Linked DNA regions of Mus musculus: regions 1 and 2 are each linked to region 3. A link is a loop called in an ENCODE intact Hi-C map of the cell type or tissue named here. Cell type or tissue: heart. All regions are shown on one strand. Region 1 overlaps Fnip2 (folliculin interacting protein 2). Region 2 overlaps Fnip2 (folliculin interacting protein 2). Region 3 holds the start of Fnip2 (folliculin interacting protein 2).

The links. Peaks named below come from ENCODE experiments on the same cell type or tissue, not always from the same donor. Only the 100,000 strongest peaks of a DNase experiment are listed, where the experiment ranks them.
Region 1: a loop joins it to region 3, with 2.8 times the contacts of the local background. A loop is called at or near these places in 15 of 42 quality-filtered maps.
Region 2: it touches region 3 in a loop (2.8-fold over the local background); 15 of 42 quality-filtered maps call a loop at or near these places.

What each region holds. Positions count from the first base shown.
Region 1 is chr3:79,512,379-79,520,378 of GRCm38, reverse strand. It overlaps Fnip2 (folliculin interacting protein 2), which reads left to right. Exons shown (of 17, transcript NM_001162999.2): 2 at 2,188-2,314; 3 at 5,130-5,276; 4 at 7,781-7,881; 5 at 7,977-8,000. Among named protein-coding and RNA genes, the nearest start is that of Gm36442, 4.3 kb to the right of the region's middle. In heart, a CTCF peak has its summit at 1,220; DNase peaks (open chromatin) are centred at 308, 1,128 and 3,988; H3K4me3 peaks cover 1,177 bases; H3K27ac peaks cover 3,849 bases.
Region 2 is chr3:79,498,173-79,506,172 of GRCm38, reverse strand. It overlaps Fnip2 (folliculin interacting protein 2), which reads left to right. Exons shown (of 17, transcript NM_001162999.2): 8 at 5,706-5,835. Among named protein-coding and RNA genes, the nearest start is that of Gm36442, 9.9 kb to the left of the region's middle. In heart, a CTCF peak has its summit at 4,652 (motif pointing left); a DNase peak (open chromatin) is centred at 5,802.
Region 3 is chr3:79,564,086-79,572,085 of GRCm38, reverse strand. Fnip2 (folliculin interacting protein 2) reads left to right here and starts at 4,407. Exons shown (of 17, transcript NM_001162999.2): 1 at 4,407-4,577. The coding sequence starts at 4,483. It overlaps 4930589L23Rik (RIKEN cDNA 4930589L23 gene), which reads right to left and starts at 3,894. Exons shown (of 2, transcript NR_152118.1): 1 at 2,888-3,894. In heart, no CTCF peak of the experiment used is centred here; DNase peaks (open chromatin) are centred at 4,185 and 7,005; H3K4me3 peaks cover 2,179 bases; H3K27ac peaks cover 2,122 bases.

The DNA of each region.
Region 1 (8,000 bases), 52 kb after region 3:
CCTGGAACTCACAGACATCTGCCAGCCTCTGTGTTGGCATATACGCCGCACCCAGCCAGAACGAGTTTTAATGGCCTTGTATACATTTAAAATTCGGCAGTGTAGGTCCTAGTCATCAGACCTGGTTTTGACAGACATCTCTACAGGAATATTGCATTCATATAGGGATAGCTGGGCTGAGCGCTAGCAGGCTCTTCTCATTCTACTGCACTTCTTCTTTTCTGCACAGTAACTTGGTCGCTCCTGGGGTCATGATGTGTAGGCTTGGCTGTAAGTGTGGGGTGGCTTCCGCCTGTCCGTCAGCTTGGGGTCATGTGGCATGTCTCATCGGTCACACCTTGAACACTGGCTGCCTCTGGCCTAAGGGCAGAGGAAAATAGTTTCCAAAATAAACTTTGCCATTGTGCAAAGGACGCCAGGCACGACATGGACAACACACTGGTGATAGAAGGAACGACTAGAATTTACTTTCTTTCTTCTTTGCGTCTGAGGTTTAAGAGAATAAATCTGCTGCCTTCAGTTAATTTGAAGTTAACGTGCTTCATATTAACTACCATTGCTTGAACCGGGGAAGGACCAAAGGCACTCAGCTTCTCACAGAAACTGGCCTTCTCAGTCCTGGGAGGGAGCGCACGCATAGCTTCTGGAGCTTGTGTGTATGGCAAGCTTGGGTGAAGCCCTTTACGTATTCTACTTAATCCACAAAGCAAGTTTGTGAGGTCAGCAGTTGTACATTGATAATCCAGTGGCAAAGTGGAAGGGGAAAGCCTTGGGGTTTGAATCCGGCTGTCCCTGACTGTATTCACAGGGTCTACTGTGAAGGTTTTCAGTGTTCTCTCCTTTATCCGCCTGTCCATTTCTCACCCATCGCTTCCGTGTCCTCCCTGGATCCTATAGCAGAGTCCTCCTGAGTAGTTGGCAGCCTTCTGCTTCAGGTGCGTCTTTTAGACTCTGCTCTAAGCTGTCTCTTCTCTACCTCTGCGGCTGTCACTGCAGCCTGTAGCAGGCAGCGTGAGGGGCCTGGCTCTCTGTGCAGTCCACTCCCATGGGTCTGCTTTTCTTAGGGCAGTCAGCTATCTGATCTTATCAACCATCTGCTTTCCTTGGCTGCTCTTTGTGTTCAGAGTTTATCCTGTCTGGGCCTGCTTCGGTCCCATCCCCCAGCTCGCTGACCTCATAGGGCAGCTCTCCCTGCCTTTCCTCCCTCCCTTTCCTGTGCTGCACTCTGCTGCTTCGTGGTGTTCACGTCAACTGGTCGGTCACTCTTCACGTCTGGTTTAAAAGTTGATTTAAGTCCTCAGTGACTTCTGTGCCTCTCTCCTTAAATCTCGCTGTTTTGGAGTCTAGGTCTTGCTGTGTAACCAGGATGGTCTGCTTCTGCAGCCTTAGACTCCTGAGGACTGAGCTTATAGACGTCAGTCACTATGCCAGGCTCTGAGACTCTTTTGTATCCTTTAGTTTCCCTTTTGACCTTCAGACAGTTTGTAGTTATATATTTATATGTAAGTATTAGGTTAGTAATATCCCTATTAAGCCTTGAACTTCATGAGGGCAGGTTTGATTAATTATTGATTCCCTTGCACCTGCTACAGAGCCTTGAATACAATGCAGACTAAATTTGTGTTGAATGGATTGCCAAGGCTGTGCTGAAAGCACACTCTGTAAATAGTTCTCTAGTTCCTGCTTTCCGATCGAATTCTTTACTGCAACATACACCTGTATTTTCTTCTTAACATCCTTTGCTTGGGAGCAAACTGTGTTTCCCTTTTTGCTAAGCATCATGGCTAGCAAATGCGTTTGGTCTCAGCGCCACAGTATCAAGCCAGACGTGCTAGGGGTAACCTTACACTGTGGAACGGCTGCCAGCTCCCCCTGAGGGGATGGCTGCCACAGAGGCACAGGCGCTCCTTTAACTGGGGTGCTCTCCCCAGAACCCAGGCATCCCACTTAGCCCTCTCTTGTGTGTCCTTGCAACTTCTTTCTGCCATTTGATTTCAAACTGACTACAGAAGGCAGTGCTTTCTCTCCAGCGATTTATTATTAGGGCAGCCTCGCCACCGTTGGCACAAGAATTGTCAGCATTTGTGCAGCCAGTTTCCGAGCACGCTGGCTGGGAATTGTATTTATTTGCCATGGTCACACCAAGCGTTGCAGATAATCCAGCTTCTCTCTCTTTTGAATCCACAGTTGGTCGTGTTCGGAGTTTGGCTTGAGTGACATCCGCCTGCTAGTTTACCAGGACTGTGAGAGGAGAGGCAGACAAGTCATGTTTGACTCCAGAGCCGTTCAGAAGATGGAAGAGGCAGCAGCTCAGGTGTGAAATGCTGATTGGCTTTCAAACCTCTCTGATCTGTTGTGTGCTGCCTGCAGGGATGCAGAAGGGGCAAGCAGAGATGCACCACAGCAGGCAGGCCTGTGTCTGCGGACACAACGGAAACTTAACAAGCAATTATGGCAGGCCAACAGTGGACCATTGACATTGAGAAAGATACATTTGCTGGCGATTGTAATCTAGCAGGATTTTGTAAGCGTCAAGCATAGTAAGAAAATAAACTGCTGAGATTCATAAAGTTCTAGTGTTTTTGCCAGACAAGAAGATCATTCTGTCCAGATTTTCTCATAGATAGTAAAAGGTGCCAAGTGTGGCTCGTGCTTATAATCCAGCACTAGATGTGCTGAGGCAGGAGGACGGTGATTTGGGGCTAGACTAGGCTATATAGTAAGGCCGTGTTTCAAAACCTAAAATAAATAAAAGGTGTTATGAAAGCTTCCTCACCTTAGAGCCTTAATAGACCGATGTTCACTGTTATCCTACCCTTTCTGACCAAGGAATTGCTCATTAACTTCCCTTGTTATAGGGAAGGGGGTGGTGGGAGGTGGGAGGGACTGGGATGGGGAGTAAAGACAGGAAAGATCTTTACCGCTTTGAGCCAGACTAGGAAAGATAAAAATAATACCAAAGAACTTTGCCCTCCCCGGTCTCCCAAGATACCTCTGATCTGTCGCCATGGCTGGACCATTCGCTTCAGTTCCGTATTGTTCAGATGCTTACGAATTAAATAAACCCACTGATACTCTTTTCTCCTTTAATTACTTGCTCCCCATACTGACCAAAATCTGGTAGTCTATAGAATTTGTGGTTAAGTAAATGAACAGTTATAACATGACCTTTGATTCAAAAAGGCCAGTGGGCTGTTTTCCAGCCTCATTTTGATTTGTTAAAAATTATTTTGTGGGAGTGTGCCTGCTACTGCCTGTGTGTGGAAGTCAGAGGACAACTTTGTGACGCTGGTCTCTCCTTCCACCTGTGAGTCCAGGGATCAAACCCAGTTGTGGGACAGGTACTTTACCTGCTGAGCCATCTCACTGGTCCTTGTTTTCCAGATTCTGATAAGAACCTCTGTTTGCAGGAAGGAAATGTTAGGTTGAAGGCAGTCAAGCGGGGTGATAGCACTGTACTTACAGAATTCTCTCAGCCAGCCAGTTGTCACACTAGTGACTGGGCGTATTAGGTGGGCAGCAGAGAAAGCCGAGGACGGGCAGGTGATTCACGGTTGCTTTAATGGTAGACTGGGATTCGAGGCTTAGGTGAGCCAGCAGTTGATTCTTTGGACAGGAAGGAGATGGCTCCCTCCAAATGCTTCTGACAGATGGCTTAGCTGAGCACTCTCCCTCCATGGAGTGGCTGCCGGTGGCAGAGATAGAGGGGGAAGTGACTTCCTAGGGAACTGGAGCCAGCAGACCTGAGCAGGGATAACTTGGTAATCCTGATGTAGGCTTTCTTTGAAGTACTCACTACATTAAATAAGCAGCTTAGGCTCTGGAACATGTGTAGCTGGTAGAGGGCTACAGGAGAGTCTAGTTGGTAGCCTTCTTACTGTACCAGGTGCCGTTTCCCACTACAGGTCATTGTGCTATGCTCCGCCATCCTGTGGGACTTCCTGTCACCAGCCCTCAGCCTGCTGGGAGGCTGTTTCTGGCTTAAGTGGTATTAAGTAACAGCTGGAGCTGAAGAGCTTGTTGAGAGAATGCAGGATGCTCGGGATTAACCCTATACAACTTCAGATTCCATCACTGCTGGGGTGCTGCTGTGGACCGGCACATCTTGTGTTGCCTTTACGGTCCTTTTCCAGTAAAACCCCTCCTCCACCACAACCACGTGATAAGCACAAAGCATCATGGGATTGAGTCACATAGGACTGCAAGCATGTGCTTTAGACCTCGGTCACACTGGAGATTAGATAAACTGCTATTGTGCCCATGGGTTCCCTAGCACACGTTATGAAAGAGAAAGACAGCCGGACAGACAGACAGACAGACAGACAGACACAAATACAAAAAGAAGAGAAAATAAAGGAAAACAAAAGAAAGAACAGCAAAGGGAATTCAGTAGAAGCAGGTTCTCACGAAGGCTTCTGTAGGGGGAGAGTTCTATTCTGGGGTGGGTGAGGGTCACTCTCAATAAAACTTGGAAGTGAGCGTGTGAGGGGGTATAGAGTAGGTAATCCTATTACCTCTGACCTTTGAGGGCCAGGTTCCCATCACATGCTCCATGGTCCAAGGTTGCTCCTGTCCCAGGGTTCGGCCCTCATCTCTCACAGCTCTGTCCTGCTGCTTTTCTTTCCTGCTGCACCAGGAATGCTAGAAAGAGTGTGAAAAACACAAGCCTGCATGTCCAGGCTGATAGGTTTCTTTCTTAGTGGCATTTAGTTGGTAAAAATTTGGATGTTAGTGGTCATCTTTCTGCTCATGAGCTCCAAACATTAGGACTGTATAGTACTGAAATCCAAAAACCAGAACAGAGAGCAGTATTTGTTTATGGCTTCTTGGTGTACATTTAAATGTAGAGACTGATACTTGAATTATTTAAAGAGAGTGATATGTCTATCATCCATCTCCATGTCTCAGTCTACACACACGTACCGCCATTTTCTGGGTAGTATCTCCTCCCCAGATATTCCAGACTCCCATGAATATTGTTGTTATTATAAAGAAAAATTAAACAGAGATTTTGGTTTTAATGCAATTTAGGCACCTGAATGTTTTGACCAATTCCCACTTGATAAAGCATGCCGATAAAGCCTGGTACAGTACATGATCCCTGACCTTGCCTGCCTCTCTTAACCCAGAAAGCAGAGGATGTTCCTATTAAAATGTCAGCCAGATGCTGTCAGGAAAGCAGCAGCAGCAGCGGCAGCAGCAGCAGCGGCAGCAGCTCTTCTCATGGCTTTGGAGGATCTTTACAACACGCTAAGCAACAGCTTCCAAAGTACCAAGTAAGACATGTTGCTCTAGAGCAGCCATGGCCTGCGCCGTCGATACCTGTGGGCGTGAGAGTCTCCAGAGAGGGGTGCTTTGGTTTTGTTTTGTTGTTGCTGTTTTTGTTTCTGACACAAATAGCCTCTGACTGGCTATGTAGACCTTGAACCTCTTGCCTTCATCTCCTAAGTTCTGGGATTACAGATATGAATCCACATCAGGCTTGTTTTGATTCTCGAGCCATTAGCCCAAGCAGGTATGGAACTGATCATGTAACCCGTGCTGATCTCAGATGTTCCTGCCTCAGTCTCCCTAGTGCTGGGATTATAGGTATGTGCCACAGTAACCAGCTTCCCTGGTCTTATTTTTAAACCTGTAACAGAATCTTATCTCTACTGCTGCTGGTAAAACAAGGTCAGGGAGATTATACCAGCAGCCACAGACAAACAAGCCCTGAATTTTACAAGCCCTGAATTTTAAGGCCTGTGTATGGTACATTTATATGCCCATAGGTTATAGGGCTCAAAGCTAGTTGAGAATCCGCAGTTCGCACATGGTCTTTGTTCCAGGAAAAGGCAGATTATAAAACAGAGAGTGGGTGGAATTTATTAGTAGAGAATATGAGAAATCATTGGCTTGTGTTTGAAGTGGGAAGAAGTTGATATGAGCTGTAGCCAGAGATGAATCCACCCTCTATTAGCAGGACCCACAAGTTTATCTTTCTTTTTCCTCTTTTGTCATTATGAGGAGGCAGTGTGTGTGTGTGTGTGTGTGTGTGTGTGTGTGTGCATAAATGTGTATATATTGTAGTTTAAAACACTGGAATGATTGAGAAAAGCACGTGGAGGAAGAGTCCTTTATTCTTTAAGCTGAGAGCACATTTGCAGAGGCTGGCTGTGCTGATGCGCCTGTAGCCCATTAGTTTGCTTCTCACTCTTTCTCTTGATCATAAGGGTGTCAGCATGGCTGAGCAGTCTCCAAGAGAGTGATTCTCATATGGGGTCCAATGTTAGGTATCCTGCATATCAGATACTGACATTATGGTTCTTAACGCCAGCAAAATAACAGTTATGATGTAGCAACTAAATAATTTTATGGTTGGGGGATCACCACAATACAAGGAACTGTATTAAAGGGTCACACACAACATTAGGAGGGTTGAGAACCATTGCTCTTAAGATGCTTAGAGGTGAAGGAGAGATGTTGACCGAGAAATAAGTCATAGGGGCTTTTCTTGTGTAGATAATGAAGTATTTAAAGAATGGTGGAGCTGGGCAGTGGTGGTGCACACCTTTAATCCCAGCACTTGGGAGGCAGAGGCAGGCGGATTTCTGAGTGAGTTCGAGGCCAGACTGGTCTACAGAGTGAGCGCCAGGACTACACAGAGGAAACTCCTGTCTCAAAAAAATAATGCCCCCCCCCCAAAAAAAAACCCACAAAAAAGAATGTTGGAAAGGCTAGTGAGTGGAGTCTCCTCCAGGAAACAGCTGTATTCAAGGGGTGACTTGACAAAGAGAAGATTCAAAAAAAAAAAAAAAAGATTCCAGTAGGAAGGTAATAGTATCAAATACATTTGATAAAGCAAATTAGCGTGTGTCTACCGGATTTGAAGAAAGATGGAAAGTGGAATATGGTGGTCATTGTTAGAGCAGACAGGATCAATTAGGCAAAGCCAGGCTTCTCTGTCAAAAGCTGGTGTTTAGCACCCTATCCTTAAAATAAAAAGGTGGTTAAAAAGGGCACGAGAGACTGGTTGGAAATTGGAAGTGATTTTTGAAATATTTTTACAAAATTTTAGAGCAGTAAGACCACCTTTATTTCTTGGATCCTCACAAAGGCCTACTTGAAGTGTAAGTCACTTCTTTCCTTTCTTCTTTCCTGTGGTAAAGCGCCATAACCAAGGTAACTTACCAAAGGAATTTATTTGGGTTTATGGTTCCAGAAGGTCGGAGCCTATGACCAGACACATGGTGGCAGGAACTGGAAGCTGGGGTCTCACATCTTGAACCTCCAGCATGGAGCACAGAACAAAGTAGAAATGCAGGAGTCTATACCTCTCAAAGCCTCCCCCCCCCCCCCCCCCAGTGACATACAAGGCCACACCTCCCAAAGCTATCCAAAAACCAACTGGTGACCAAGTGTTAGGACATCTGAGTTTAACGGGGAGCGCTCTCATTCAGGTGACCACAGCTAGCGATTATTTAGTTGAGTAATACTAAACCAAGCTTCTTTTCAGGATCTACTCAATATCCAAAGAAGAGTTGAACTGTTTCCTTCAGGGTTCGATTTTATAAATGGAAATGATGATCTTTGATGTGTGAGCATATTGTATATAAAGAAGAAACTTTAAAAATAGTAATATTTGTGAACTATAGCGGGTGATCCCTGTATAGATGACAGTTGTAAGGTGGCCAGCTATAGCTTTAGGGTACTGTTGTGACAGTCCATTAACCAGAGACCCAAGGATTGGGAGACAGTGCTTTCCATTGCATTGTTCCATGTGGTGTTTTCTTGTGTGCAGTACACGAGACCAGCATCTGATGTCAGCATGCTTGGGGAGATGATGTTTGGCTCAGTTGCAATGAGTTACAAAGGCTCCACCCTGAAGATACACTACATACGGTGAGACTGCCCCTGTGCCGCCTGCAAGAACTGCAACAATGGTACCAACTTCCTAACTTAAAAAGCACATTTCTTCCCTCTTATTTTTATTTTAGATCTCCTCCACAACTGATGATTAG
Region 2 (8,000 bases), 66 kb after region 3:
GTAGGCTCTCTGTAGTAGGTAATAGGAACTATGAAGGTAGTCTTTGCTCTGTCCTCCCCCCGCCCCCAACCCTTTTCTATTTTTCCTCTATATTCTAAATCTCATGTGTCTGAGGATATGAAACTTTGACGGTCATCATCTCAGAATGATTGTGCACACAAGCTAGTTTTATCTAATACTTAATTTAAGACTAGCATATGCTAGTAAGTTTCTTCCAGCAGGGAGCTTCATTATGCCGGCTGTATTAGGGATTTATTCGCTAACTGCTTTGCTTAGTCAGAGGATGGCGCAGGCCTGTGGTGGTCAGTCTGCCTATGACAATGAGAGATGCTGCCCGCTGACCCTCTCTCCTGTGATGCTGGTCTAGATTGTACCTCAGGTACCCTTCTCTGCTCCTTTAGAGGCTAACCTTACCTAAGACTGCCTTAAGACCCCACCCCACCCCAGTTTCAGCTTTTGTACACAAATTTGCTTTTAATTTTTATTTTATGGTTCAGATCTGAGGTTAGTTCCATGGTTCAAGGACCCAACAAGGAGGCATGCTGGTCTTTCTCTGATGAATATGCAGCCTACAGGCAGCCTTCCTTCAGTGAGAACCAGGAGTGTCCTACTGGGTTGTCCTGTGAGCTTTGAATCCTTTACCAGAGGCCCACCAGCTGAGAGAGACTAGCTGCAGGCCTTGGCGTCTTTCCTCCTATCTTTTCATTCACTTCTCACATGCTGAAGCTTCCAGATTCTGCCTCAAAGCTCCTGGGTTGTTTCTGGGTACTGTCAGACCCCGGCAGTCCCCCTGTTCAGCTCTATTCCCAGAGTCACTAATGAAATGCAATTGTTGGTGAATCTCCTTAGCTAACTTTCATCATGTATCACTTTCCTTAGTCGTCCGTGTCCCCCCCCCCCCCCCCCCCCCCCCGTGCCTCCCAATGCTTCGAGAACACAATGCGTTTGGCTGTCATGCCTATTCAGACTGTTTTGTTCTGGTTTTGTTTGTTTGTTTGGGTTTGTTGTTGTTGTTTTGTTTTGTTTTTTGTTTTGCTTTGTTTTTTGGCTTTTTTTTTTTTTTTTTTTTTTTTTGGTTTTTTGAGACAGGGTTTCTCTGTGTAGCCCTGGCTGTCCTGGAACTCACTCTGTAGACCAGGCTGGCCTCGAAGTTGGAAATCTGCCTGCCTCTGCCTCCCAAGTGCTGGGATTAAAGGCATGCGCCACCACCGCCCGGCTGTTTGCTTGTTTTTTGAGACAGGGTCTCTCTATACAGTCCTGGCTGTTATGGAACTAGCTATCTAGACCAGGCTTGCTTTGAACTCAAAGATCTCCCTGCCTCTGTATGTCACCACACCGACCTCCTCAGACATTTTCCCTCAGACCGTCTCTGTTTTTGATAATCATGATGATTTTAGTCTTGGTTCCACTATTTGAATGTGCTTGCTTGATGGATTTCTTATGATTAAACTGTGGTGTGAGCTGCATAACCACAAAAGGAACCTGCCATCCTGCTGACAGGGTGTCAAGGGTGTGGACTGGCAGCTTTATGAGTTCAGTTGCTGACCTTGTTTATTAATGAGGCTGTAGCAACTGGGTCTCTTCACTGCTAAGTTGATTCCCCTTGACATCTGTGCGCATGCCTTACCCTTCACCTGAGATATGCTCCCTTTCTTTCAGGGGCGTGAGTCTGCAGCAATGATTGGAAATTTTCTGCATTGGACGCTGTGTTTTTCTCAGTTCTTAACTTATACTTGGTTATTATGTCAAGGACATTTATTTTTCACTTTGGGTAACCCAGGAGTACTTAATATTTGTTCAAGTTGCTCAGGCTTGGACCCTGGGAGCACTGTGATGCCAGTGACACTGCTTCCATGCATGGGGACAGCAGGACAGGGGAGCTCTGACACCCTGTTCCTGTACTGAGTACTTCCGAGTCATCGGTTGTTTTCTATCCCTGCCCCAGAGTTGGAGTGTGCGTGGTTCATAGACTGTCTCTGGAGGGCAGAACGGGTCTCTTGTGGATATTCTGAAAAGCTCTTCTGTATCTATATTTAAAATAAAAGCTAATTTAGAAAATTGCTTTTGAAACCAGCTCATTAAGCTGTTGATCTGGTTGACTTTTTAACTCACTCTAGCCCAGGCAGGCCTTGAGTTTATGATCCTCCTGCTCAGCTTTCATACCTGCCAAAAAGGTCATTTTTAAGAGGTTGATAGTAATGGCTGTTACTAGAAATTTTCAAGTAAGGGGGCTAGAGAGAGGGCCCATTCTGTAAGGCGCTCACTGCATTTAGCATTGAGGACCTGAGTTCAGCTCCGTGGTCCACATGAGATCTGGTGGCACACTTCTAGCATCCCAGCGCTCCTGTGATGAGATGGGCAGTGGAGACAGGAGGATCCACAGACGCTCCTGAGTCAGCTGGCCTGGCATACACACGCACGAATAAAAAAGAAAGAAAATTTAAGCAAGGCCTCGGAGGGAGGACACTGGTTGCAGGTGTATGGGAAGCAGCGTTTGTAGGACCTGGCAACAGCAACACATGGGTTACCAGGGAGGATGGCGGAACCATGCACAGCCCTCTGGGTTCTGGCTTGTGGAGATAAATAGGAAGACAACATTAACCAGCCAGCATCAGGAAGCATGAGGCCAGCAAGGGAGACACATCTGAGGTGTTTGTTTCTTTACTAGAACTGTCCCCAAATTCTCCAATTGGGAATCATCTGCTGTATTTGAAATGAGAAGTTGTCTTAGCAGGGATGTGTCAGAGCACCTGAAATCTGGAAGTCTTGAGTCCACAGTAGTGAGTAGTGTAAGACTTATAGGCTGGATTTTTCTGTTTGTTTGGGTTTTTTTTTTTTTTTTTTTTAAAGAGACAGGGTTTCTCTGTGTAGCCCTGGCTGTTCTGGAACTCACTTTGTAGACCAGGCTGGCCTCGAACTCAGAAATCCGCCTGCCTTTGCCTCCCGAGTGCCGGGATTAAAGGTGTGCATCACCATATCCAGTTTATAGGCTGGATTTGAGACCAGTCTTTCCAGGCCAGCTTAGTAGTAGGCGGTCTTCCCCTTCAACATGTTCGCATCTAGCAAGAAAGAGAACTTTACCATCCTCACTGTAACTACGTGTCCTGTGTCCTTATAGTGCCCAGTGTGAGGAAAACCATGAACACTTTGGAACATTCCTTTTTGAATGAATATATGCAAATGAACCTTCAGAGTAAGAACAGACATTATTGAAGAATTACAGATAATATACATTTTAGCTTTGCTGCAGAAACAGCAAAACTAGTTTCAGAGGTGCTGTGGTAGAGTAATAGTCTAATGAGGTAGGCAGGAGCCACCAGAGATACACAAGGAGGTTGGCACGTCATTTCACCATCAAGGAACTCTCCGGTGAGATTAGACAATTACAAGTCTATCTTTGGGAAGTGAGAAAGTCCCATAAGCAAATATAAATTGTGGGGTTTATTGTTCAGTTTTGGTGGTTTGATACAGGGTCTCTCTGCATAGCCCTGGCTGTCCGGGAATTCGCTCTGTAGACCAGGCTGGTCTCAAACTCACAGAGATCTGCTTCCTGAGTGTGGGGGATTCTCAATACTGAGCTGACAGGAAGCTCCTCTCCCTTTCTGTGCCCCAGTACATTTTCCTTTTTGTGTCAGGAGTGACCAGTGCAGCTGCCCTTATGTCCTGGCTAGCTCAGAAACTTTAGGGTATTTTGAAACATGGTATTTTTATTCAAGGGTCTTTTCTAGGAATGGTAAAACTTATATAGTGCTTTTGAAGACTTATTTTGTTTTACCAGTGATGCAGGCCTTGCCCATGCTTGGCAAGTTTTGTGCTGCTAAACTGTATCCCCAGCCTCCTTTGAGACAGGCAAACCTTGAACTCCTCTCTGTAGTCGTCCAGCCTCCTGAATAGCTGGTGGTACAGGCCCATGACATCAAGCACAGCTTAGGGGACCTTCTGAAACTTTAAAGTCATTTTGTAATCTTAAAATGTATTGCCTGTAATTAATTTTATTAATTATGTTTATTATTAATTTAATGTTTATTAATTTTCTGTATTTGAAGATGAGAGTCAGAGGCTGGGCATGGTAGCACATGTCTTTAATCCCAGAACCAGGGAGGCAGACACAGGTGGATCTCTGTGAGTTTGAGGCCATCCTGGTCTACATAGTGAGTTCCAGGAGAGCCACAGTCACATATACCTGGTCTCAGAAAACAAAATAAAAAAGAAGAAGAATGAATGAATAAATGAATGAGATCAGGAGAGGGGAAAATCTCACACTGATAAATTGGTTGCTTTGCCTAAGTTTTACCTCCAAGAAGAGAGTGAAGAAATAGGCCAAATATGATGTTGACTAAGTTATATATATGGGCAGATCTCTTTAGAGATCTGCATTGTATACTTATTTTCTATTTATAGTGTAAAGGCTGATCATGTCTGCAGAGTTGTAGATTAGGAATCCGTGTGACTGAGAACAGAAGGTGGCTAGTTGTGGCTAGGCTAGCATTCTTACTCCTTTAGAATGGGGGCATGCATCTGTAATCCCAGCACTGGGTCAAAAGAAAAGAAAAAGTCTGTGGTCCCCCCCCCTCCCCCCCACTTTTTATCTGCAGAAATTTTTGGAAGAGCAAAATTTTAGTCTCCCCCTGCTGGATATGATTGGCAAAAAATTTAGGGTATGTGTGTGTAATTGTACTTTAGGCTACTTTAGTACCAGCCTTTTCCTACCAGCCTTCTCCACCCTTTCAACCGAACCCTAGGTGGGGGAGAAAGAAAGTTAGAGGAGAAAGGAGGCATCTGTGTCATTAGACTACCACCTGCTGACTAATGGCACTGAGTTCCCTAGGGCAATGTTGATCTTTGTGGTCACGATATCCAATTTCTTTTTTCTCTTTGCCCACAGCCACTTCACAAAGCTGAGCAGCAAGGGAAGCCCCAGCCTCTTGGGACTCTGGCATTTTTATACCCTGTTAAGAGTCCCCAGAATTCCAAACAGTCTTCAGCTGGCAGAATCCCATCCCTGCCAGAGTCCACAACAAATCATAGACAGTTGGTAGCTGTGGATGATCTGAAGCAGCTGTGTATCCCACATCTGGAATTAAAATGAAAACATAGTCACATAACATTTCTGTGTTCTTAAAGAAATAAAGAGTCTCACTATGTGTGTGTGCTTATGATGTTGAAATACGCATTACATAAAATTTACCATTTTCCACTCTTACTGGGGGTTGTCTGTAGGGAGGCTATGTAGCTCAGGCTAGCCTGAGGTTCGACATTACATAGATACACTGGCCTAGAACTCAAGATCCTTCAGGTTCTGCATCTTCAGTGCTGTACTACCATCCCGGTATATATTTATTATTTATTTATTCATTCATTTGTGGGAGGTGTGAGTGAACATGTATGTGCAGATGTATCCTCATGTGCTGCATGAGTTTGTGTCACCTTACGTGTCATTTGCTTTCCGAGATAGAGTCTCTTCCTGGGACATGGACGTTTCTGATTTGGCTAGGAACCCCAGGGATTCTCCTGTCCCTTCCTCCCCAGTGCCAGAGTAACAAGTACATGCTAGCAAGCCTAGGTTTTCATGTGGGTTCTGAGTAGTGTCCCCAGACTGTGGAATCCATTGTAAATGTGCAGCTCAGCGGTCCTGTGCATCGGAGCGTACATGCATTGTAAGGACTTAAGCTGGACTTTCTCATTTGAAATGTACTGCCTTGCAGCTTCACTGAGCAGCCTTTTGATCACGCCCTTCCCGTCTCCAAGCTCTTCTACATCCTCTTCCAGCAGTTACCAGCGCCGCTGGCTCCGAAGTCAGACAACGAGTTTGGAAAATGGCATCTTTCCAAGGAGGTGAGTTACTTGTTTCCTCTGGCTAAGGAAAGTACTAGTATAAACTGCTTACGGAGCCTGGCAGGCTTATCCTTGCCTGTTGTCAGGGAAAGAAGACCTGAAACCTTGTGATTAGTTCCAGCTTAGTCTGAAGTTTACACATTAAATTGTTTAAGGAGATAGTAAATTAAAACTAGGTAAGTTGGCCTGGAATACAATATGTAGCCCAGTCGGGACTCACCATCTTTTGCTTCTACTTCCTAAGTACAGGATTGTGAGTATGTTGACACTGTACCCATCTGGAAACCCATCTTTTCATTTAGAAGATACTGGAAATGCCTGGTAGCCATACAGTGTCGCTGCTGAATTTGGTGATGATTAAAAGTGAATATGCTCTATTCACTATCTATCCCAGAAAAGCTGGGATGGGGCCAAAGTTCAAACAGGATCAGATAAACCACCTAAACAGTCCCATAGCCACTAAAGAAATAGCACAGTGGCTTATAGTCTCCCAACCAAAAAAAGCCCAGGACCAGAGGGGTTTAGTGGAGAACTCTGTCAGACCTCCAAAGAAGGCCTAGTACCAGTGTTCCTCAAACTATTCCACAAACTAGAACCAGAAGGCACACTACCCAATTCATCCTAGGAAGCCACAGTTACACTGCGTATTCTCCCCGGAGATGGAACGGTTTCTGCCTATCAGGAACCTGTCACAATTTTCTTTCATAGAGGACTTCATAAGAGAATTTTTCTTTTTTTTTAAAAGAATTATTTTATGTATGTGAGTACACTGTAGCTGTACAGATGGTTGTGAGCCTTCATGTGGTTGTTGGGAATTGAATTTTAGGACCTCTGCTTGCTCTGTTCAACCCCACTCACTCCGGTTGGCTCCTCTCACTCAGTCCCTGCTCACTCTGACCCAAAGATATATTTATTATTAATAATAAATGTTGTTGCTGTCTTCAGACACACCAGAAGAGGGTATCATATCTCATTATGGGTGGTTGTGAGCCACCATGTGGTTGCTGGGATTTGTACTTAGGACCTTTGGAAGAGCAATCAGTGCTCTTACCCGCTGAGCCATCTCGCCAGCCCAAGAGGTTTTTTTTTTTTTATTCTATCATATTTAATGTTCCAAATAGATTTTTAAAAGTAGTTGAGTGCATATTACATTTAGTGTCAGAAGATACCATGTATATCTAAGAGGCATTTAGCTATTATAAATTATTTTGATGACTTAAAAAATGTTAATACTGAGTTGTATATTTAAAATAAATTTTATTAGTTTAATTAAAAAAAAAAAAAGAAGAAAAGCTGGGATAAATATCTTCCCTGGCTACAATGATTCCAATATGATATTTGAGGCACAGTTCCTTTGTGGCACTTAAATCCTTAGACTACACAGGTAAAAATATGAGAATACATAAAGATAGCCTCAAGTTACTTTCTACCTTGATTCAGTTTGTTTTTGAACCTAAAGCTTACTCATTTGTGTGCAGAGCATACATTTGATGTTATACCAGTAGCATCCAACCCCTTGGTTTTGTATCTCAAAACATTTAAATGGAATTTTCACATGTCACTGAGCTAGCTATTTATGTCAATTCGCTGAGTTTGTAGATTGCCTAGTAGTCACTATGTTTGAGAGAATCTGTGAAGATGACTCAACCATGTGCTTGTGCTGAAGTAGTTGATGTCCCAGGCAACAGGTGTCAAGGAAGATCAGTACCGGATAAACACTGTGAAGGCTCAGAGTGCATAGGAACCAAGCGGGGAGAATCGAAGTGGTGGGGACTCTGGGGGGGACCGAGGGTGATGAGGAGCCCCAAAGGAAGATAAGCTGAGCAGAGAGCTGAGGGAATCTCTTCTGTTCTCTCAAGACCCTAAAAGGCTGCAGCTGGTCCTTCACTTTAGTCTACTGAGTGGACTAAAGTGGAGTGGTGAGATTGTGGAGTCAGAGACAAGTCTAGCTCTGCCCTCATCACACACGTGCTGGAGCATATTAACTGGGTCCCTGCAGCTTCTTCTTAAGCATTAGGATGGTAACGGGTTCAGCCTTTGCGTTAGGAGAATACAACTAGATGATCCAGTCAGGTGGTCAGGTCACGTTTAGTGTATGGCAAATAAAACATTGGCAGTGCATATATATAATCTTAGCACTTGGGGAGACTTAGGGCAAGCTGTGT
Region 3 (8,000 bases):
GCTCTAACATTTGAGCTCTTACTTCTTAGCTACAACTATGTTTACAGGGGCAATGATTTCATTAATTTCTTTTTGTTTTAAATTTCAATTTTTTTTTTACAATCCAGATTTTATACCCTCCCGGTCCACCCTCTGACTGTTCCACATCCCATACATTCCTCCCACTCCAACACCCCTCACCTTCCATCTCCAAGAGGATGTCCCTACCCACCCCCCAACCCTACCTCACCAGACCTCCCCACTCCCTGGGGCCTCCAGTCTCTTAAGGGTTAGGTGCATCTTCTCTGACTGAACCCAGACCCAGCAGTTCTTTGCTGTATATGTGTTGGGAGCATCATATCAGATGTATGCTGCCTAGTTGGTGGTCTAGTGTCTGAAAGATTTCAGGGGTCCAGATTAATTGAGACTGCTGGTCCTCCTACAGGGTCACCCTCCTCCTCATCTTCTTCCAGCTTTTCCCTAATTCAACCACAGGGGTCAGCAGCTTCCGTGCATTGGTTGGGTGTAAATATCTGCATCTCACTCTTTCAGCTGCTTGTTGGGTCTTTTGGAGGACATTCATTTCTTGATTTTGCGATAGGTCTTGTGTAGCCTAGATTGGCCTTGAATGCTACATGTAGCTGATGATGACTACCGCATCCAGATCTTCCTGTCTTTATCTCCTTTCTGAGGGCTAGGATTATAGGCAAGTTCCACCATGCCTGTCCCCAGCATCTCTGTCCCCACCATGCCTGTCTCTATAGCATCTATCAACAATTATTTCTAACTATACCACTGCTACTATTAAAAAAAAGGTAAAATGAAAAAAATTTATGCTGATTGGTGAGTTTTGTTTTGGAGACATTGTCATTCCATATTTCACTGTGTAGCTCAGGCTAGCCTTGACTTTGTGGCCTGTCATATGCTGTGATGTATGAATCATCAAATCCCACTAAGGATGTAGAATTTGGAATCTCCTACAAGGTTGCTCCAATAGTGAAACAAACAGCCACCTTCTTTCCTTTACTGAATGGCCCCAAGACTGCAATGTTCCTTAAAAGAATATAGAAGTAATCTGGAGAGATCATCTGTCATTATTTTAGAGCTTTAATTAATCACTGATGGGAACTGAAAACTTTTCATTGTCTTGTCTCAATGGCAAAGAGAGGAAAACCTGATGAAAGAAACATTCTGCAAGAAGAATGAAGACTGAAGTGTGGACACTATACCCCTCCTTAGAATTGGGAACAAAACACCCATGGAAGGAGTTACAGAGACAAAGTTTGGAGCTGAGACGAAAGGATGGACCATCTAGAGACTGCCATATCCAGGGATCCACCCCATAATCAGCTTCCAAACGCTGACACCATTGCATACACTAGCAAGATTTTATCGAAAGGACCCAGATGTAGCTGTCTCTTGTGAGACTATGCCCGGGCCTAGCAAACACAGAAGTGGGTGCTCACAGTCAGCTATTGGATGGATCACAGGGCTCCCAATGGAGGAGCTAGAGAAAGTATCCAAGGAGCTAAAGGGATCTGCAACCCTATAGGTGAAACAACATTATGAACTAACCAGTACCCCGGAGCTCTTGACTCTAGCTGCATATGTATCAAAAGATGGCCTAGTCGGACATCACTGGAAAGAGAGGCCCATTGGACACACAAACTTTATATGCCCCAGTACAGGGGAACGCCAGGGCCAAGAAGTGGGAGTGGGTGGTTAGGGAAGTGGGGTGGAGGGTATGGGGGACTTTTGGGATAGCATTGGAAATGTAATTGAGGAAAATATGTAATAAAAAATATTAAAAAAAAAGAAACATTCTGAAATACTAGAAAAAAGTAGACTGGGCTGGGTATGCAGCTCATGTTGTCTAACATACCCAAAGCTCAGCACTGGGTAAACCAGGTGGGTAGCACCTGCCTGTTTTATATTTACATATGTGTGTGTGTGTGTATGTATATACATGCACACACACATATACACTATACTTATCTAATATATATATATATATATATATGTATATATATATATATATATATATATCACACAAATCACATGAGAACAGAGTAGTTTGCCCTAGGTTAAATCCCCAACAACAACAAAACTGGAATGAGATCATTGGTGTTGAGTATTTTCTCTGGCAGACTAGGAGTTGAAATACAAATTTCTTCATGATATGATAAGCAATAGAGAAAAATTTTTTAAAAATGAAATTCTCTTAAAGGCTCTGTCTTCACCATGTCTTGTCCTGGTTTCATCTTCAAGCTTCTATCAAGATAGTGGTAACATTATATCCAGATATTAAATATTAATAATTATATCTCAGTTAGGAGGGAAGAAACGACTCCTAACTGCTTTTCTTCTAGCTTCTTCAGGAAGGAGAACCAGGTTTCAGCAGGTCACAAGCAGTATTTATGATAATATAACAGAAATCAAACTAAAACAGACTACAGAGCATGCATATATGGAAACAAGTCACAGGAACTGATAGATCGGCTTGTGGAAGACAGCCCTCACAAGTCCCAGTTTTCATTTCATTTCATTGTTATCCTGTCATCTCTAAGCATTCACAATATCCCTGTTCCTCTTCACATACAGAGCCATGTGGCAGTGCTAGAGACCCGGACTAAGAAACCAGGAAGCAACCTCTGGATTGGGGGCCTTGAGCAGATTAGAGCTATGCCCCACCCCCTCTTTTGATTACTTATATTTGTGAAATATGTTTGCTTTTAAACGTCTAAATGTCCTCTTTTTTTGTTTGCTTGTTTTGCTTTTTAGCGCTCTCTCTCTCTCTCTGTGTGTGTGTGTGTGTGTGTGTGTGTGTGTGCATGCGCGCGCATTGTGTAACTTTGTGCCTCTGAGTGCAGTGCCCTTGGGCACCAAAAGGGGGAGGACGACTTCTGACCTGGAGTTGGACTTGGTTGTGAGCTTTCTGATCCACTTGCTGGGAAGAGATCTCCAGTCCCGTGCAAACGCAGCTTATGTTTGTAACTGCTGAGCCATGTTTCTCCATCCTTAACTTTCCTTTGATCAAGTCTAAGAAATCTTGGTGGGTCATTTGTTCACCGTCCTCAAATTTGCTGGAGTCAGAGTGGAACTCAAAAGTAACTAACTCTAGCTCTACTACCTACCATCTGAACCACGTTAGAGCTCTAGGCCGCAAAACAGATTAATAAACTGTTTTGAATGTGGTCAGACTCTTCATAACCGCAGGTTCTTTAACGTCTTGCACCACAGCACAATAAATTCTCAGGGGGTCTGAGGCGTGAAAGCACAGGCAAATGAGTCTAAGCACACACTCAGCTTCCCTAAATCAAAGAATCTATTGAGTTTTTTTTTTTTTTTTTTATGTGCCCAATGTGAACACGAACTAGGAAAGCAATCATTTGTGTGTATATGTGGGCTTAACGCACGCACATATGGGCTTAGTACATGCACAGCTTTTGTGTGACTTATGTACCAGTGGGAACCAACACACCAAAAAACCCAAAAAAACCCCAAAAAACAAAAAAAACCAAAACAAAACCCGGTGACCTGAATAAACTGTTTGTAAATTCAAAATTGAGCCTGCTGATTTACTCTGGTTCCGGCAGTTGCTTGCTGGGACCTCAAATGCAGCAGGGGCCAGAATCCCCAGCAGCAACGTCAGGCACTAAAGTTGCTTCTCCAGCTCAGGCCACGTTTTCTGCTAGGGAGTCCTGGACCCGATAAAATGAGGACCAAGTTCAAGGGCTTTTCTTTCCAAAGAACAAAAACCTCCATAGTTGTGCTCTGGAGCTCAGTAGGTCAAGTGTGTGAAGACTCGTGCACCCCGCCCAACTCTCTAGCCCCAGTAAGAGCCCGGCGAGTGATAACTCCGGGCGTACCCCTAGTGATGTCGGCGCAGGGCGGGTAAAGCTGGCCAATGGAGACGTTAGGCCTCTATGCTCCTCCCCCTCCCCCCACACGCCCCGCCCCACTCCTCCCTACGAGCCTCTCCCGGCTCCACTCTCCGCTTCCCTGGCGCTCCTCCTCCATCGCCCACTCCTCTCTCCCACTCCCTTGTATTCCTCCCAACACGTTCCACTCTTCATCGCCTGCGCTCCTCCCAGTCCCTCTTGCTCCTCCCAGTCCCTCGTGCTGCCTTCTGACGCTCCTCCTCCCTCCTCCCGGCGCTCCTCCCCCTCGCTCGTGCACCCCCCTCCCTGCCATCCTCGTGCTCCTCCCCTCCCTCATGCTCTCCCTCCTCTTCTTCCCGTGCTCCTCCCTCTCCCTCGTGCTGCCCTCTCCGCGCTCCTCCTCCCGCGGGAGCGAGCTGTCAGCCGGGCGGGCCGGCTCCGTCATATGACCGGCCGGCGGCCGCGGCGCCGCACCTTCCGTCCGCTGCAGCGGTCCCGCGCTCGCGCCCCTCCGGGCGGCCGCGCCCCCGTCGCCATGGCCCCGCCGCGGCCGCCGTGGGCTGCGCGCTGAGCCGTCGGGTCCCGGAGCGTGGCCGCCCGCCCGGGCCGCCGCGTGCACGCCATGGCCCCGACCCTGCTCCAGAAGCTCTTCAACAAAAGGGGCGGCGGCGCAGCGTCTGCCCAGGCCCGGCCGCCCAAGGAGGAGCCGGCCTTCAGGTGAGCGCGTGCGAGCGGGAGGGAGGCCTCAGGCGGGCTGCATGGAGACCGGACCCCCGCGCCACCCTGTCCCCTCCTCCTGGGCGGGACCCCGCGCCACCCTGTCCCTTCTTCCCAGATCCTCCTGGGAAAGACCCCAGTCTCTCACTCTCCTCTGTCCCGGTCCTCCCGGGTGGGACCCCACGCCTCTCTCGCCCCTCTTTCTGGGTGGGACCCAGCAGCATCCTCTTCCCTCCCTCGCCGGGTTCTCCCAGGTTGGGCTCCTCTTTCCACTTCTTTCAGGGTCTCAGAGCCGCGAACCGCCCTGTCCCTTTTCTACTGCTCCTTCTGGGTGGAACCTCAGCGCCGTCCTCCTTCCTTGCTCTCCAGGTCTCCCCAGGTGGGAGCCCTGCGCCATCCTCTGCCCTCTTTCCTCAGGTGCCCCACAAAATTTCTCCATATGCCCCCGTGTCTGAGCACGTCTGGGACCGGTGTGTACCTTCCAGGGTCTCTGGAGGGAGAGTCACCTGCGTCTCCCCTGCCCCAGAGCCTGTAAGCTGTCATTTTGCAGGCAGCTCCAACCCACTGAGTATGTGACAGTATTTTGAAGTTGGAAAGGGTGAAGCCACGAAAAAAGCAGCTTCTTTCTTGCAGTGTATGACAAGCTCGCCGGCGGATGAATAAAAGTGTGTAATTTCCTCATCAGTTAGAAGGCTGATGCCGCATGATGAGTGGAAAGGGAGGGAAATGCTTTTTATGAAACGTCTCGGGTTCTAATTTAACAAAGCAGAGGCAGATATTTAATAGTTCATCTTCGGAACACATACCTTTGGATTAGCATGTGTTAAGCTGGCTCAAGACCCACAGCTCTAAGTGGCGGCTGGTCTTGCATTTTGAGCTAAGCAATTGGCTCTCAGTAACATCCCTATACTATTCTGCTTTTGAGTGGTAAGTTTCCAAAGATGCTCTCCTGGGTCCTGTACTGTCTCTCAGCACTACTAGTTGAGAAAACATTTTATTTGCCATTTAAGTTTTCATCACTATAAAACAAAACAAAACAAAACAGAAAACTGAACACCTCACACCGATTCAGACCTTCTAGGGATACTTTATGTTCAGAATGTAAGACTTTGAATTTTTTTTAAAAACAAACAAACAAACAAACAAAGGTCTCATTAGTCCAGGCTGGCTTTAAACTCTTGACAATCTTCCTGCCTTAGCTTCTCAAGTTCTGGGAACACCAACATGAAGCATCGCATTTGAAATGAATTTTGATTAAATCTCATCTCCTTTATTGCATAAAAATTCATTCAAAACACATACAAACACATTCCTATAGTTATATAAGATTTTCTTTTATCTTGTATTTCCAGTTTTATGTAGCCCAGGCTAGCTTCGATCAATTGATGACCTGATCGTCCTGTTAGTGCTTCTCAAGTGTAAGATTACAGTAAGCACGTGCTGCCATCCCTGGCTCCAACTTGGAGAGAATGAGACATTAAACAGAATAGCAGCATTTGTGTGTGTGTGTGTGTGTGTGTGTGTGTGTGTGGTGGGAGGTTGGAAGGTAAATTGTGAGGACTGCCTGGATCATGGTCAGTGCATTTCCGTTAGGCAGACTGGACCTGATTCTGTGCCTTCTATTTGTCTGCCTACCCGTGATGCTGTCGTCTAACGTCTCTGAGTTGTAGAATTACTTTGGAGTCAGGACATGTTAATTCTTCTTGGAATCCTAGACTAGACCAAGATTCCTCAGGTGTCTTCTTTGGTGGCCCTTACCAAGGACATTACAGCCATTTGAGTGCCCGTGGAGATGCGTGGTACTTGTCACTGTTTCTTACGTTCCCTGCCTACTTGTCCACCAGCACTCTTCCCTTCCCATGGATAAGGTTAAATTCAGTGTATTTTGAGCAACAGCAACAACAACAAAAAAATGTGGCTATATTTAGGGCTCGGCCATATTAGGAAAATTGATTCCCACTTTGTGAGTACAATATTAGTACCATGTTCTGTCTTCTCATTTGGTGTTTAAGGGAGAAGAAAGTGCAGTCTTTAACTTTTTTTACTGTGCTATACATTTATTTGTATGCGTGTGGGAACACACACTCCAGTTCTACAGCATGCAGGTGGAGGTCGGGGACAACTTTCAGAACCCTGTTTGCTCCTACCTTGTGTTTACCTGGGACGCTAACTCAGGTGATCAGGCAACAGGTACTCTCTCCTGCTGAGCCACCATGATAGCCCCCATGTGCCATCTCTTGTCATTTGTTCACCTCAGATTTTTTGTTTCCCGATAGGCTTTTTGAGGTAGATGTTCCTGAAGGATGTTGAGGCTGCCTCTCTTCCCTTTTTGTCTTATGTAACCCAGGCTGACCTAGAAGTCCAGCTTTGCCTCAGTCCTCATGTGATCAGATGCTGGGGTTACAGATTCACCAACGTGCTGGGCACTTGTGTGACCTCTCTTGTTATCCGGGCTTTCCACTCCTCCTCCTCCTCCTGCAGTGCTTCCCTGTTTGTGGTTCAGAGAGCGAGAGTGGCTCCAGTCCCACACTGTTTCCAGATCTTATCTGTCAGCCGTCACCTATATATAGGGCATTGTCACAGTCAAGAGTACAACTTACACATTTCATTGATGATCCCAACGCTTGTCTTTTCAGTTTGCCTTGGTAGAAACGGAAAGGAATAAAAAGAGGCTGAATTGTCAGTCTTACCCAAGCAGTTAGGCGCAGTATATAATTGTAATACTTCTAGACTTTGATCCTGCGTCAAATCATAGTGTGTTTGACACTTGAGAAAGTTCTATTTGCCGATCTTCCAAATGCTTTTCACTTTTACTTAATTGATAAGAACCAATTTGAATAACCCTCAGGCTAAAAATGAATGCAATTCAGAACCAGACTGTCTTGAGGTCAACATGCCTACGTAGGACTTAAACATATTGTTTTATATGTATGTATGCCTGAGTGTATGTATGTATGTGCATCTGATGCATGGGAGAGCCCCTGGAGCTGGAGGCACCATGAACCATCATGTGGATGCTAGACAGTAAGTGCTCTTAAATACTCAGCCATCTCTCAGCCCCTACATAGAACTTCTTAATGGTCAAGGTATATCCAATGTCTTCTGTGTCTCACATGTATGTGAAACCTTATCCATATTATCTTTTTTCTCCCTTTTACTGAGGGCCAAACCAAGGATCTCATGTATGCTAGTTAAAACATTATCTTTTTAAAGATTTATTTATTTATTTATTATATGTATATACAAGTACACTGTGGCTGTCTGCAGACACACCAGAAAAGGGCATTGGATCCCATTACCGATGGTTGTGAGCCACCATGTGGTTGCTGGGATTTGAACTCAGGACTTCTGGATGAGCAGTCAGTGCTCTTAACTGCTGAGCCATCTCTCCAGCCCTGCTAAAACACTATTTTAAGATTGTTT